Linked DNA regions of Homo sapiens: regions 1, 2, 4 and 5 are each linked to region 3. The links are chromatin contacts, found by Hi-C or POLR2A ChIA-PET in ENCODE. All regions are on one chromosome and are shown on one strand. Each heading gives the region's core, a stretch centred on a gene start or an enhancer-like site at or near the end of the contact. The rest is flanking DNA. Distances are from core to core; before and after follow the strand shown. Region 1 has its middle 11 kb from the start of TRIDDENT. Region 2 overlaps CREBBP (CREB binding lysine acetyltransferase). Region 3 holds the start of LINC01569 (long intergenic non-protein coding RNA 1569). Region 4 overlaps CREBBP (CREB binding lysine acetyltransferase). Region 5 holds the start of UBALD1 (UBA like domain containing 1).

Evidence for each region. Hi-C counts contacts between places; a loop is a spot of excess contacts on that map. ChIA-PET counts read pairs that join two places held with the same protein, here RNA polymerase II (POLR2A). Pooled maps may share reads with other maps.
Region 1: a map of naive thymus-derived CD4-positive, alpha-beta T cell shows a loop between it and region 3 (32-fold over the local background). The contact joins the enhancer-like site here to the promoter of LINC01569 in region 3. A Hi-C loop is called at or near these places in 16 of 168 maps with a recorded cell type or tissue (A673, CD4-positive, alpha-beta T cell, CD4-positive, alpha-beta memory T cell and 10 more), 28 of 37 single-sample maps with no recorded cell type and 28 of 50 pooled maps. POLR2A ChIA-PET finds 5 or more read pairs at or near these places in 10 of 52 experiments (A549, AG04450, BJ and 7 more).
Region 2: a loop to region 3 is called in a map of naive thymus-derived CD4-positive, alpha-beta T cell, with 2.7 times the contacts of the local background. The contact joins the enhancer-like site here to the promoter of LINC01569 in region 3. A Hi-C loop is called at or near these places in 1 of 168 maps with a recorded cell type or tissue (naive thymus-derived CD4-positive, alpha-beta T cell), 7 of 37 single-sample maps with no recorded cell type and 14 of 50 pooled maps. POLR2A ChIA-PET finds 5 or more read pairs at or near these places in 2 of 52 experiments (A673 and activated CD4-positive, alpha-beta T cell).
Region 4: a map of mammary epithelial cell shows a loop between it and region 3 (5-fold over the local background). The contact joins the enhancer-like site here to the promoter of LINC01569 in region 3. A Hi-C loop is called at or near these places in 2 of 168 maps with a recorded cell type or tissue (chondrocyte and mammary epithelial cell) and 1 of 50 pooled maps.
Region 5: a loop to region 3 is called in a map of CD8-positive, alpha-beta T cell, with 3 times the contacts of the local background. The contact joins the promoter of UBALD1 here to the promoter of LINC01569 in region 3. A Hi-C loop is called at or near these places in 2 of 168 maps with a recorded cell type or tissue (CD8-positive, alpha-beta T cell and natural killer cell), 7 of 37 single-sample maps with no recorded cell type and 11 of 50 pooled maps. POLR2A ChIA-PET finds 5 or more read pairs at or near these places in 1 of 52 experiments (naive thymus-derived CD4-positive, alpha-beta T cell).

What each region holds. Positions count from the first base shown.
Region 1 is chr16:3,937,919-3,940,618 of GRCh38, reverse strand. No RefSeq gene overlaps it. Among named protein-coding and RNA genes, the nearest start is that of TRIDDENT, 11 kb to the left of the region's middle. Within about 2 kb of position 1,403, at least 2 of the 41 ENCODE cell types and tissues checked have a DNase peak (open chromatin) inside an H3K27ac peak, as active enhancers do.
Region 2 is chr16:3,792,026-3,794,725 of GRCh38, reverse strand. CREBBP (CREB binding lysine acetyltransferase) reads left to right here. Exons shown (of 31, transcript NM_004380.3): 4 at 1,100-1,340; 5 at 2,632-2,700. Among named protein-coding and RNA genes, the nearest start is that of TRAP1, 76 kb to the right of the region's middle. Within about 2 kb of position 1,450, at least 9 of the 41 ENCODE cell types and tissues checked have a DNase peak (open chromatin) inside an H3K27ac peak, as active enhancers do.
Region 3 is chr16:4,252,537-4,255,236 of GRCh38, reverse strand. It overlaps LINC01569 (long intergenic non-protein coding RNA 1569), which reads left to right and starts at 1,448. Exons shown (of 3, transcript NR_039999.1): 1 at 1,448-1,590. RefSeq lists a silencer at 1,180-1,439 and enhancers at 1,670-1,879, 1,944-2,566.
Region 4 is chr16:3,766,373-3,769,072 of GRCh38, reverse strand. CREBBP (CREB binding lysine acetyltransferase) reads left to right here. Exons shown (of 31, transcript NM_004380.3): 16 at 1,164-1,353. Among named protein-coding and RNA genes, the nearest start is that of TRAP1, 50 kb to the right of the region's middle. Within about 2 kb of position 1,317, at least 2 of the 41 ENCODE cell types and tissues checked have a DNase peak (open chromatin) inside an H3K27ac peak, as active enhancers do.
Region 5 is chr16:4,613,443-4,616,142 of GRCh38, reverse strand. It overlaps UBALD1 (UBA like domain containing 1), which reads left to right and starts at 1,255. Exons shown (of 3, transcript NM_145253.3): 1 at 1,255-1,465. The coding sequence starts at 1,346. RefSeq lists enhancers at 1-61, 1-470, 471-1,043 and silencers at 995-1,234, 1,575-1,674, 1,715-1,824, 1,905-2,074.

The DNA of each region.
Region 1 (2,700 bases), core at 154-2,653, 310 kb after region 3:
GGCCCTATTAACTTTTTTCTTCTTCTTCTAGACGGAGTCTCATTCTGTTGCCCAGGCTGGAGTGCTGTGGCGCGATCTCGGCTCACCGCAACCTCCGTCTCCTGAGTTCAAGCAATTAATTCTCCCTGCCTCAGCCTCCCAAGTAGCTGGGATTACAGGCGCCCACCACGATGCCCGGCTAATTTTTGTATTTTTTAGTGGAGATGGGGTTTCACCATGTTGGCCAGGCTGGTCTCAAACTCCTGACCTCAGGTGATCTGCCCGCCTTGGCCTCCCAAAGTGCTGGGATTACAGGCAGGAGCCACTGTGCCTGGACAGCCTTTTCTATTAATTTTTTTTAAACTTTTTAAACTTTTTTATTAAAAACTAAGACACACATACACATTAGCCTAGGCCTACCCAGGGTCACGATCATGAATGTCACTGTCTTCCACCTCCACATCTCGTCCCACTGGAAGGTCTTCAGAGGCAATGTGTATGCAGACTGTCATCTCCTGTGATAATAATGCTTTCTTCTAGAATACCTCCTGAAAGGCCTGCCCGAGGCTGTTTTACGGGTAACTGTAAAAAAATATGAGTGCACTCTAAGGAACAATAAGGACCAGGCACCATGGCTCAGGCCTGTAATCCCAGCACTCTGGGAGGCCAAGGTCAGAGGATCGCTTGAGCTCAAGAGTTCAAGGCCAGCCTGGGCAACTTCGTCAAACCTTGTCTCTACTAAAAATTTTTAAAAAATAGCCAGGAGTGCTGGCGCACACCTGTAGTCTCAGCTACTCAGGAGGCTGAGGCAGAAGGATTGTTTGAGCTCCGGAGGCCAAGCCTGCAGCGAGCTATGGTCACACCACTGTACTCCAGCCTAGGCAACAGAGTGAGACCCTGTCTCTATAAAAACAAAACAAAATGAAATGAAAAAAGTATAGTGTAGTAAATACCTAAGCCAGTAACACAGTTGTTTATTATCATTACCGAGTATTATGTACGGTGCATAATTACATGTGCTAGACTTTTATATGACTGACAGCACTGTAGGTTGGTTTACACCAGCATCACCACAAACTCGTGAGGAATGCGTTCCCCTATGAAGTCTCTAGGCCATAAGAATGTTAAGAATTTTTCAGCTCCGTGAAAATCTTATGGGACCACGGTCCTATATGCAGGCTGTTGACCCAAACCTCTATGGGGCGCACGACTGTCCATCCCTCCCAGGGATCGGGCGAAGTGCTGGGCCTTGAGAAGGCATTGCATGGCACCGCCCAAGGATCCTGTAACTGCGCCACGCAGGGGTCGATGATCTGCCTGCGCCAGAGCAGGGAGACCCCGGCTGGCCCCAGGTCTCCCCAGGGTGAGCCTGGCGCGCTCTCGGGCGCCACCTAGCGCCAACCAGAGCCGGAGCGCTCAGACTTGCGACCCCAAACGAGGCCCCGCGTCTTCAGAAGTCCCAAGCTCCGGGACTGAGCGAGCGTGGCCTGGGCATCCTGGGATTCAGAGCCAGCCTCTGGCCGCCCTCGGGACAGGGGTCCACAGCCAGCGTCCCCCACGCGGCGTCCTGCCTGGGGTCCAGGCGCTCCCCCTGTTGGGTTTCTGGAGGCACCGTGCCAGAGGTGGGACGGGCGCTGGCTCAGGAACAGGGATGGGGTCCTAGTCCCTCCTCAGTCCTCCCGGCACCCCTTTCTTCATGCAGGCGGAAGTGGCTCCAGTGCCACTCAGGGGCTCTTCCAGCTCGGCAAGCCCGGGGCCAATTGCACAGACCGCCTTCAGCCCCTGACCCATCCTTGGAAACCGCCCGGACTCCTGCAGTTTCTTAACTGTGCAGGTCACAGCGGAGTCACTGTGGAACTTTAAAAAAAAAAAAAAGACAAGTATCTGGGCCCCACTTTAGACCAGTCGAATTGGGAGTGGGGGCGCTGGCCGTCAGTATCGTTCCCGTTCACCAGGCGATCCCAATGCACTGCTAAGCATTGAGAACGCCGCCTTACGCTTAGCGCGCGTCCCCTGTGCACGCCTATGCACTCCTTTCCTGCAAAATCTCACCTTGCCCTAGAAAGCATCCGCTTGGGGTCTAGCTCTGGCGTGTCTGACGGTACCTCTCTCACCCTGGATGGTGGAGGCAGTGAGGGAGGTGGAGAGGGGCTTCTTTTAACCAGAGGCCTGAGAAGCAGTACCCTCTTTGCTCCAACTCCTCGTTAGCGCAAAGCCAGGACTAGAATCTGGATCTTTGAATTTCCTGTCCAGTGGATGTTGCCAGATTTAGCAAATAAAAATACAGGGTGTATATGTAACTATGAGGGTGAGATCAACAATGAATAATTTTTGTAGTATAAGTATATCCCAAATAGTGCATGAGTTGGGATATACTTACACTAAAAAAAAAAAATTTGACATTTGAAATTCAAATTTAGGCCGGGTGCAGTGGCCCACGCCTGTAATCCCAGCACTTTGGGAGGCCGAGGCGGGAGGATCACCTGAGGTCAGGAGTTCGAGACCAGCCTGGCCAACATGGTGAAACCCCCATCTCTACTAAAAATACAAAAATTAACCGGTCATGGTGGCATGTGCTTGTGATCCCAGCTACTTGGGAGGCTGAGGCAGGAGAATCGCTTGAACCTGGGAGGTAGAGGTTGCTGTGAGCCAAGATCGTACCACTGCACTCCAGCCTGGATGACAGAATGATAGTCCACCTCAAAAAAAAATTAATTAATT
Region 2 (2,700 bases), core at 201-2,700, 460 kb after region 3:
TTTCCATTTGCCTTGCTGTTAAAAGGTTTGTTTGGTCTGGCTTGTTATTTCAGGCAACTGAAAGCAAACCCTTTCTGTATTTTTAGCAGATCACCAAATCTTTAAAAATTGTCAGCTGTCTGAGTGGAAATTGTAATGAAAAACAAAGCATAGGACAAGAATGCATTTCCCATTGCACTGGGTGGTTGTATTAAGGCTAACTGTCATTATTCTTTTAGGAGAGGTAATGGTTGCTGTGAAATCAAGCTGCACGCATTGTCCTTCTAGTCATGTGATAATGAAATCCAAAAGGTGGCTCTGATTCTTTTTGCTACATCAAATGTTTGTAGTACATTGCAATTGGTCAGGCCTTGGCAAATCTTTTTTTTTTTTTTTTTTTTTTTTTTTTTTTTTTGAGACGGAGTCTCGATCTGTCGCCCAGGCTGGAGTGCGGTGGCGCCATCTCAGCTCACTGCAAGCTCCGCCTCCCGGGTTCACACCATTCTCCTGCCTCAGCCTCCCGAGTAGGTGGGACTACAGGCACCCGCCACCACGCCTATAGTCCTAATTTTTTCTGTTTTTTAGTAGAGATGAGGTCTCATCGTGTTAGCCAGGGTGGTCCCGATCTCCTGACCTCGTGATCCGCCTGCCTCGGCCTCCCAGAGTGCTGAGATTACAGGCGTGAGCCAACGCGCTCGGCCAGGCCTTGGCAATCTTTTTAATTAGGTTGTACCCTATGAAATTGCCAGTGTTTGGCCATTTGGGACCTACAGAAACAGCAGTTTCATATGGTCCAGCTGGTATAGTACACAGCTTTTCCTGTAGTTGTGTATATTGTAGAGTGAGTTGGATTTTGGTTGCTACAGTGAAGAGCCAGCCATTGTCTTGCTTGGATGATAATTGTATACAAGTGAACTTGAATCAGCCTTGCTGCTGAGTTGGGTTGATTTCTGTGCTGCTGGATCTTCTTAAAGTCATCAGTGGGTTAGAGAACTACACCAGCCTTCTCTCTGTGGTCGGTATTATCCATCAGCTTTTGCTTTTGTTTGAGAAATAATTAATGAATATGACTTGGAACTCTGAGAGGTTAAAGTATTTTTATTATTTTGCTTTATTTTAGTCTCAGATGCAAACATCAGTGGGAATTGTACCCACACAAGCAATTGCAACAGGCCCCACTGCAGATCCTGAAAAACGCAAACTGATACAGCAGCAGCTGGTTCTACTGCTTCATGCTCATAAGTGTCAGAGACGAGAGCAAGCAAACGGAGAGGTTCGGGCCTGCTCGCTCCCGCATTGTCGAACCATGAAAAACGTTTTGAATCACATGACGCATTGTCAGGCTGGGAAAGCCTGCCAAGGTAAGTGCTGTTTTTGGAACTCCTAGTGGTAGAGGTCAGGAAGAATTTGCCTTTATTGTTCTTACAGCAGCTCTCTGGTTCATAAGGCTCCGGCAGCCTGAGTGCTGCCTTCCATTGGGTGTGGCAAGACATGTTGCGCTCACGTTCCCCACGCGACGACAGTCAGGTGCTCCAGGAAGTCTTATCTGCTGAAGAGAAAGGCGATTTGGTTTTCTGATACTCTGTGAACTTCTGCTGCTTGAAGCTGTGCCCCGTATTTGTTCTTTTCCTCCTTCCTCTGTCACGGAAGACATTGGTCACTTCTTGAGCACTGTCTTTGTTGTGAATGTCTAGATTGTGGTTTTCTTTTGGGGCAATGAACATAGCACAGGCACGTGCAGGCACACGCCCTTCCTGCATCCCAACATCTGTCTTGGTGGCCTGCGGCCTTGCTCCTCTGTCCTGTGTCTTGAGGCAAGTGCGGATGACAGCGAAGTTGTCCTGGGTGACTGGCAGTGACATGGGGAACTATGCACTGTATCATCCCAGGGGGGGTGGTGAACTAGGCACTTCACGTGCCCTCTGTCTCCCCTTTTACCGCAGACACCTCATTTCTACCGAAGGAAGTGTTTCTTATTAACAGCTGTACTTTCCTTTAATCTTTATTCTCTTTCCTTCTCTGCTTATGCTCATAAACTTAGGGGAATCTCCCCCTGGTCTCCCCGTCTCCCGTTGTGACATTTGTGAGTCCCCAGAGTAACCCTGTTGTAACAGAGAAGCAGAGAAGGGTAAGGTTAGACCTTTAGAAGATGAAGACGGAATAACCAGGGTCAGTTAGCCTCTCGAGTACTTCTTCACCAAGTGCCCAGAGTCCCTTTCAGAATCTCTACAGACTTCTCATTTGCTTCTCTATCTGTATTTCTTCACTGTAGTATTTAGGTGGTTTCATCTTGAAACATAATTGAACATTTTTATTTTAAATAGTGACATCACAGAACTATTATTTGTTCTACCTTTCATTGCAGTTGTTCGCTATTCCAGGTTGAATAGTTTTTGTTTTGTTTTGTGGGCTGCCCTTTATCACCCATCCTTCATAACATTGCTTCTAGGGGAAGTTTTGTTTGGATTTCTCAACAGTCAACTTACAAACTTTTTGGAAAACAGCCTGTTTGTAAGTTGAGGACTGCCTATACTGTGTTATGGTTACACTTGTTACCATTTTCTTATGGAATCTGGCATTATAATTTAGGTATAATTGAAAGTGTGACGATTTGGATAGAAAAATAACATCTCGTTGTTTTTCTGGTCATAGTTGCCCATTGTGCATCTTCACGACAAATCATCTCTCATTGGAAGAACTGCACACGACATGACTGTCCTG
Region 3 (2,700 bases), core at 199-2,698:
TACTAAAATACAAAAATTAGGCTGGGCACAGTAGTGGTTCACGCCTGTAATCCCAGCAGTTTGAGAGGCCGAGGTGGGCGGATCACTTGAGGTCAGGAGTTTGAGACCAGCCTGGCCAACATGGTGGAACCCCGTCTCTACTAAAAATACAAAAATTAGCCTGGCATGGTGGCGAATGCCAGTAACTGTGGTCCCAGCTACTGGTGAGGCTGAGGCAGGAGAATCACTTGCACCGGGGAGGTGGAGGTTGCAGTGAGCTGAGATTGTGCCACTGCACTCCAGCCTGGGTGACAGGGCGACACTCCATCTTAAAAAATAAATAAATAAATAAATAATTTTTAAAAATGAAAGTAGTTACATTTAGTAGAAGTCACACTTTCTGATTTTTGGTTTTGCGTGTTTCCTACACGCAAATGCATAGTTTCCTACCCACCACTATGATCAAGATATGATTTAAAGAAAAAATAAAACAGGCCGGGTACGGTGGCTCACGCCTGTAATTCCAGCACTTTGGGAGGCCAAGGTGGGCGGATCACCTGAAGTCGGGAGTTCGACAGCAGCCTGACCAACATGGAGAAACCTTGTCTCTACTAAAAATACAAAATTAACCGGGCGTGGTGGCGCATGCCTGTAATCCCAGCTACTCGGGAGGCTAAGACACGAGAATCGCTTGAACCCAGGCGGCGGAGGTTGCGGTGGGCCGAGATCGCGCCATTGCACTCCAGCCTGGGCAACAAGAGCGAAACTGTCTCAAAAATAAATAAATAGATAAATAATAAATAAAACCAAAGCAAAATAAAAAAGATATGAATTAGTTCCTTCATTTCCAATGCCCCCCATGCCTCTTGGTGGTCAACCCAGCCCCTAGGAGCCACTGATCTATGTTGCCATAGTCTTACCTGTGACATGTCATAGAAATGGGATAACCCTGCCTTTTGAGCCTGGCTTCTTTGCACTGCAGCCAATTTTCTCTTGCTGAGATTATCCAGCTAAATTTACATAGGATCTGGCCCGGCACAGCGACCCCTTTCGGCCAGGTGCGAAACGGCAGGCCCGACGGTCCCCACGCAGCTCCTAAGAGGATCAACAGAGGGCGCAGTGCGCCCGGAACGCCCAGCCCCTGCGAAAGCGGAGGCTCCTCTCTCGGTCCCTGCGGGACAGCTCAGTTCTCATAGGCCAGAGGCGTGGCTTGGGGGCGGGCCAGGGGAATCCCACCTCCCCTTGCATGCTCAAGCGCGCCGGGCGATGGTAGGCGGTCTCACCCGCAGGCGGTGGAAGTCAGGGGCGCGGCTGCGGCCCCGCCCCTTCCCGGACTCGCCCCGCCCGTCCCCTCGCCGCGCATGTTCCCAGACGCCTCAGGCCATGGCGCGCGCGCTCCCGCCAGCACGCACGTCTGGCCCCGCCCCCGCGCCTGGCGCCCGCGCGCTCTCTCGCACGATCTGCTCCCGGACTCCTTCAGCGCGCTGCCTGCCTGCCCAGGGCCTTCCCGGAGAGCAGGTGACGGCGGCCTCCGGGCATGGAGCTCGCGCTGACGAAAGGTTCTGGAAGCCGCCGTAAAAAGTAATCAAGAAACGGGTGACAGGACTTTTCGTAAGACATTTAATTTTTACCCAGAGTATCCGAAACATTGCCGTGTCAATCTCAGTGCGATGGGAGACTGCCGGCCCCAAGGAGCTGCTCGTCCTTCTGCCGAGTTCCGGCCCGGACCCGCGGAGGAGGAGACCGCCGCGCCGGAGCTCGGACCTGACGTTTTTGTGAAGCACAGGGGGCGTGGGAGGGACCGGATCAATGCGGCACTCAACAAAACCTGTTTTTAAAAGAGTCGTGCTGTGTCGCCCAGGCTGGAGTGCAGTGACGCGATCTCGGCTCACTGCAGCCTCCACCTTCCGGGCTCAAGCGAGCCTCCCGCCTCAGCCTCCTGAGTAGCTGGGATTACAGGCACACACCTCCAGCTCGGCTGTTTTATTTATTTATTTTTTTTTTGAGACGTAATTTAGCTCATGTTGACCAGGCTGGAGTGCAGTGGCGCGATCTGGGCTCACCGCAACCCCCGCCTCCCGGGTTCAAGCGATTTTCCGCCTCAGCCTCCTGAGTAGCTGGGGTTGCAGGCATGCGCCACCACGCCCGGCTAATTTTGTACTTATAGTAGAGACGGGGTTTCTCCATGTTGGTCAGGCTGGTCTCGAACTCCCGACCTCAGGTGCTCCGCCCGCCTTGGCCTCCCAAAGTGCTGGGATTACAGGCGTGAGCCACCTCTCCAGGGCCAAAAGCCTTTTATTGGAGTACTGGGTAACACATTCAGAAGAGGGTGCATAGCTTAGGCGCTCCGTGAATTTTCACAAACTGAACATACACCCAGGTAGCCAACACCCCCAGCAAGCCCCAGAATCCCCTCATGCTTGCTTTCTGCCACTATCAAGCAGTTTGCTTTCTTTCAGATTTTTAAGTTTTGAAATAATTATTGAAATGTACAGGGAGAAGTCTGGGTTGGTGGTTCTAACCTGTAGTCTCAGCTACTAGAGAGGCTGAAGGGGGAAGATGGCTTTAGCCCTGGATTTCTAGACTAGCCTGGACAACATAGCAAGACCTCATCTCTATTTGTTTTTGAGACAGAGCCTCGGTCTGTCACCCATGCTGGAGCGCAGTGGACCTCCGCCTCCCGGGTTCAAGTGATTCTTCTTTCTCAGCCTCCCGAGTTAT
Region 4 (2,700 bases), core at 68-2,567, 490 kb after region 3:
TTAAAATATTCTGTTTGAATGTGGGTTCGGGGTTTGGTGTATAGGAAATTGATTGAAAACAGCTTGGTTTTTCATTTTTAAATATGAGGGGTGGGTTTATTTTGCCCGAAATGAAGAATACTGGCTTATATTTGAAATACTTGAATCATCCAACAGCCTTTTATTTTATGTTCTCCATTCATTTCTAGTTCTGCAGAGGTAGACTACAGAAGGGGTGGTGGATTCATTTACTAATTAACCTATGGCAGAAGCTGAAAGCTGGCAGACCGTGGGCTGGATCCAGCCTCTAAATGTGTTTGGCCCACACAATACCTTAAAAATCAGGAAATTGCAAATAAAACTCTAGATTTCTGGCTTTTCTTGAAAAATGAGATGCTTTCAGCATTGTGCCTGCATCCCTGTGTGACAGCAGTCTGGTTGTGAGCACCAACTGTAGTGGGCTCTCCAATTAGCCACAGTCCCCACTGCTCCTTCCTGTCTCATACCACACCTGCCTCTGAGAAGGACTTTTGGTCCCTGCCCCAACTTTCAAGGAGATTTTTATTCCAAATTAGAAATATCTGTAGTGAAAAATCTGAGTATGTGCAATTTTTAAAGCAGTTTTACATTTAAAAACTTTTAAATTAGGCTGGGAGCTGTGGCTCACACCTGTAATCCCAGCACTTTGGGAGGCCGAGGCAGGTGGATCACTTGAGGTCAGGAGTTCGAGACCAGCCTCGCCAACATGATGAAACCCCATATCTACCAAGAATATAAAAAATTAGCCGAGTGTGGTGGCACACACGTGTAATCCCAGCTACTCGGGAGGCTGAGGCAGGAGAATTGCTAGAACCCAGGAGGGGGAGGTTGCAGTGAGCCAAGATCTTGCCATTGCACTCCAGCCTGGGTGTTAGACTCTGTCTCAAAAAAAAAAAAAAAAAAAAAAAAAAAAAAAAACACTTTTAAATTTAGGACCATAATTGCACTGACTCTGTGCTGAAGCGACTTAATGAACACCAAGTACTTTATTTCTTCTTCCGGAAGAGAAGAGGAATCATAAATGCAACTCTGACTAGAGGAAGGTTTTAACAAACCTGTTTTAGGCTTGTAAGAGTCTTCCCGTGAGGTTGCGGTAACATAAAGGTGTTTGATATTCATATGTTATCTGTAATGTTTTTCTCAAGATGATGGAGGAGGATTTGCAAGGAGCTTCCCAAGTTAAAGAAGAAACAGACATAGCAGAGCAGAAATCAGAACCAATGGAAGTGGATGAAAAGAAACCTGAAGTGAAAGTAGAAGTTAAAGAGGAAGAAGAGAGTAGCAGTAACGGCACAGCCTCTCAGTCAACATCTCCTTCGCAGCCGCGCAAAAAAAGTAGGCCATTTATTCATTACCTTATTAAAGCATGCTGCTTTTCCACGGTGTTAGGATTCCATGTGGAGGATTAAAAGCTAAAGTAGAAACATAATTCTATCTGCCCTTTTACCTTTCTTGCCTGCCATTCCCCAGACTTTCCCCTGCAGAAACACTCAGGCTGAGCAGGACCCCTGCCCTGTGCCTGTGGGGCTCATGGCAGGAGTGAGAGATGAGCTGCTGCTCCGAGGGCACCCAGGCTGCAGAGCTGTCTTCTGATGGTGCTGGCAGGGGCCGAGTTGAAATGTGTCTGGGTCCTTGAGCAGGTTAAGGAGCTTGGCTTTACTCATAAAAGTATAAAGAACCAGTGATGTATGTGAGTAGGAGAATAACCAAAAAAGCCATAATTTAAGGAAGATGGTCATTATGACAGCACAGGGTGACTTGGAGGCAGAAGGTTTCTGCAGGTGCAGTGAGGAAGCTGAGCATGCAGAGTGAGGGGCAGGGTGGCGCCTAGGGACCCTGTGTAGTGAGACATGGGGGAGGGGTAGGTTAGGCATCTTTGGGGTCTGAGATGTGTGAGGTAAGCCCGCCTCACAGTGGAAGTTGGATGGAATCCATTTGAGATGTATCCACAGTAAAGAGATAACAGGGTATCAGAAAATTGTCAAGTGAACCTTAGAAATGGGAGACAGGACTCAGAAAGTCCAAGGCTGCAGATGACACTTTTGGGAAAGATTGCAGAGAAATGTTAGAGACTGAGACCATGTTACTCTGCAGCTGGAAGGGACCCTGGAGAGTGTGGAGTACAGTGAATCTCAGGGCTCTTTATACTCTTAGAAATTGAGGGCCCCAGAGAGTTGTTGTGTGGATTATCTATCATTGCTTACTCTACTGGAAACTAAAGTTGAGAAATTTGAGTACAGTGGCTTACACCTGTAATCCCAGCACTTTGGGAGGCTGAGATGGGAGGCTTGCTTGATGCTGGGAGTTCAAAACCAGCCTGAGCAACATAGCAAGGCTCCATCTCTACAAAACTAAAATAAAACTAGCTAAGTGTGGTGGTGCACGCCTATAATTCTAGCTGCTCGAGAAGCGGAAGCGGCAGGATTGCCTGAGCCTAGGAGTTTGAGGCTGCAGTGAGCCCAGATCACATCACTGCACTCTAGCCTGGGAGACAAAAGTGAGATTGTTGTCTGAAAAAAAAAAAGAGAAAAATTTTTAAATATTTAGTTCATTTAAAATAGTCTGTTACATGGCACCCATAGAAAACATTTATATGAAAAACAATTTTTCCAAAACAAAAATAAGTAAGAATAGTGGCGTTATTAAGGGTATCTGCCTCTGCATTTACTGTGTTGTGATTGG
Region 5 (2,700 bases), core at 6-2,505, 360 kb before region 3:
CTGCTGGCCCCGCCAGCCTGTCCCAGGCGCCGTCCAGAGGGTCATGGGGCTACAGTGGGGCAGGCCCAGAGCCAGGCTAGGAAGGACCCATGCCACGAGTGGGCGATGAGAGATTGAGTGAGGAGAGCTAGGAGGCTAGCTATAGGCGGTGACGTGCGGCGGAGCTTTTAAGTGGCTCATTCATTCATTCACTGAACGAGTATTTGTCGGCGCCTACAGTGTGCCGGGCCTTTCAGCCTAGACCAGCCGATTTGGGCCAAAATTCCTAGAGACCCCTCTCTTAAGGGCGTGCCTACTATTTAACACAGAGCGATGCCAATCACAGAGGGGTTCAGGGTCCCTAGGTCTTAGCAAAGACGCCTGTGGCCCGGCGTTTGCGCCCATGCACAGATCTGTATGCCCCACCTTGGGACCCCAATTCGTGCCAGAGCAGGGGCACGGGTGCCACCGAGAGCAATGAGGGCGACATGGACGTGCCTGGCTCTGGTCACGGTCTGGACAGCTGCGCACAGTAGGCACTTAGCGTTCAGTCACAGTCCCCGGGGCATGGCAAAGACGTCTGTGGCCTGGCGTTTGCGCCCATGCACAGATCTGTGGCCCCGGCCTCTGGGCTCCTAATTCCCGCCAGAGCAGGGGCGTGGGTGCCACCGAGAGCAACGAGGGCGACGTGGACGTGACTGGCTCTGGTCCCAGCTCAGGCGCCTGCACACATTAGGCACTCAGTTTTCAGACACCGTTCCTGGGCCTTGGCAAAAACGCCTATGCACGAACCTGAGGCCCCCGCCTGCGGACCTCCATCCGTGCCAGAGCAGGGGCCGGGTGCCACCCAGAGCAACGAGGGCGACGTGGACTCCCCCAACCCTGGTCACGGCCCGGGCATCCACACACAGTAGGCGCTCACAGTTCAGACACGGTCCCCAGGCCTTGGCCAAGATCCTGTGGTCAGGCATTTGCGCCCATGCACAGACGTGGCCCCCGCCAGCGGACCCCCATCCGTGCCAGAGCAGGGGCACGGGTGCCACCGAGAGCAACGAGGACGACGTGGACGCGCCCGGCTCGGGTTACGGCCCGGACATCCGCACAGCGGGCGCTCGGTGCTCAGACACGCCCCTTCCCGGGCTTCGCGTCCCCTAGGGTGCCGGCCCCGCTCCCCCGGGGCGCCCGGCGCACCGTGGGGACTACATATCCCAGCATGCCGCGGCGCCGGCGGAGCGAGGCGAGGCGCGGTGAGTCAGAGCCGCACAGTAAATATTTGTATTAGCCGGAGCCGGCTCGCTAATGGTGGACGCGTGAGGCGGAGGCGCGGGCGGAGGAGGGAGGCCGGAGCGGGCAGCGCGGCGGCGCCATGTCCGTGAACATGGACGAGCTCAAGCACCAGGTCATGATCAACCAGTTCGTGCTGACGGCGGGCTGCGCGGCCGACCAGGCGAAGCAACTGCTGCAGGCGGCCCACTGGCAGTTCGAGGTGCGCGGCGCCGGAGCCGGGCGAGGGCCGGGGCCACGGGCGGAGTGTGTCCCGCGTGGCCGCCGGGCGGGGGCGGACGGCGTGGACGCGTGCCGGCTGTGCGCCCCCTCCGGGCCGCAGACCCGACCCGCTTTCCCGACGGCGGTGCCCGGCGTCCGGATCCCAAGGGCTCGCGGCGGGCGGAGGTGGGAACCGGGCCACCGGTCGGGGATACGCCGCCCCCGCGGGGCCGCGAGTCCCCCGGGATCGAGACGGGGACCCCCCCCACCCCTTTTGTCCGGGTAACGGCCGAGGGCCGGGCGGCCCCGCGGTGCAGACGGACAGTCGGGCGGGCGGCCGGAAGGAGGACGCCCCAGGCCTCGGCAGAGCTGGGCCGGAGGGCGGAGCCGCTCCGGGCGAGTGGTCCGAGGGTCCGCGTGCCTGGTGGGCGGTCGGCGGCGTGCGCACACGTCCATGTGCATTTGTGTTTACGCACGCACCGCGCCACGGCGTCGGCCGGGCACCGGGGAGGTGGCGGACCTGCGGGCACGTTGGCGCGCGTGTGAACGCGCAGCCCCCTGGTGCGTTTGGTGTGTGATCAACGCGTACACATGTGGCGGGTGTGCAGATGCCGCCCGTGCCCGGCACGGTGTGATGTGTGTACACGGCCTGGAGTGTAGGGGTGGCGTGTCGGAGCCCCACACTACACCACAGGGATGAGCGTGTATCCCCTTCAGAGGTGTGCCTGGGGACTCCGTGTGCGCGACTAGGTGCTCTCCTGGGGCTGGCAGGGGCATCTGTCCCTTTACCGGTGCAATGGGGAGGGTGCACACGGTTCACCAGCTTTCGGGCTAGCTGGGTAGGAGGTGATGCTGCCCCGGTCTGGCACCCACTCCCCCGGGCCTCTCCTAACCCATAGGACAGTAGTGCTCCTGGCTTGTGCTGCCCAGAGGCTACCTGGCTTTCCCTAATTCACCGACCCCAGGATTAACCCCATGGTGGTTGGTATCAGGGGATGAGGCCAGAGCCCTTTGAGCTGTGCCCCTCACAGGGGTAGGGTCATGGCCTCAGCCATCCCGGTACCATCTGTGCCCAGCCGGGGACTGGGAACCTGGTTTCTCCATGAGGAGCCATCCCAGGGCCTGCAGGAGGGACTAGAAGCCAGAGGACTCTGAGGCTCCGCTTCCTGGGGACTGCAGGGGGATCAGAATGTCCCAAGCTTGGGACAGTCTGGGAAGGCAGTGGCCATCCCATCC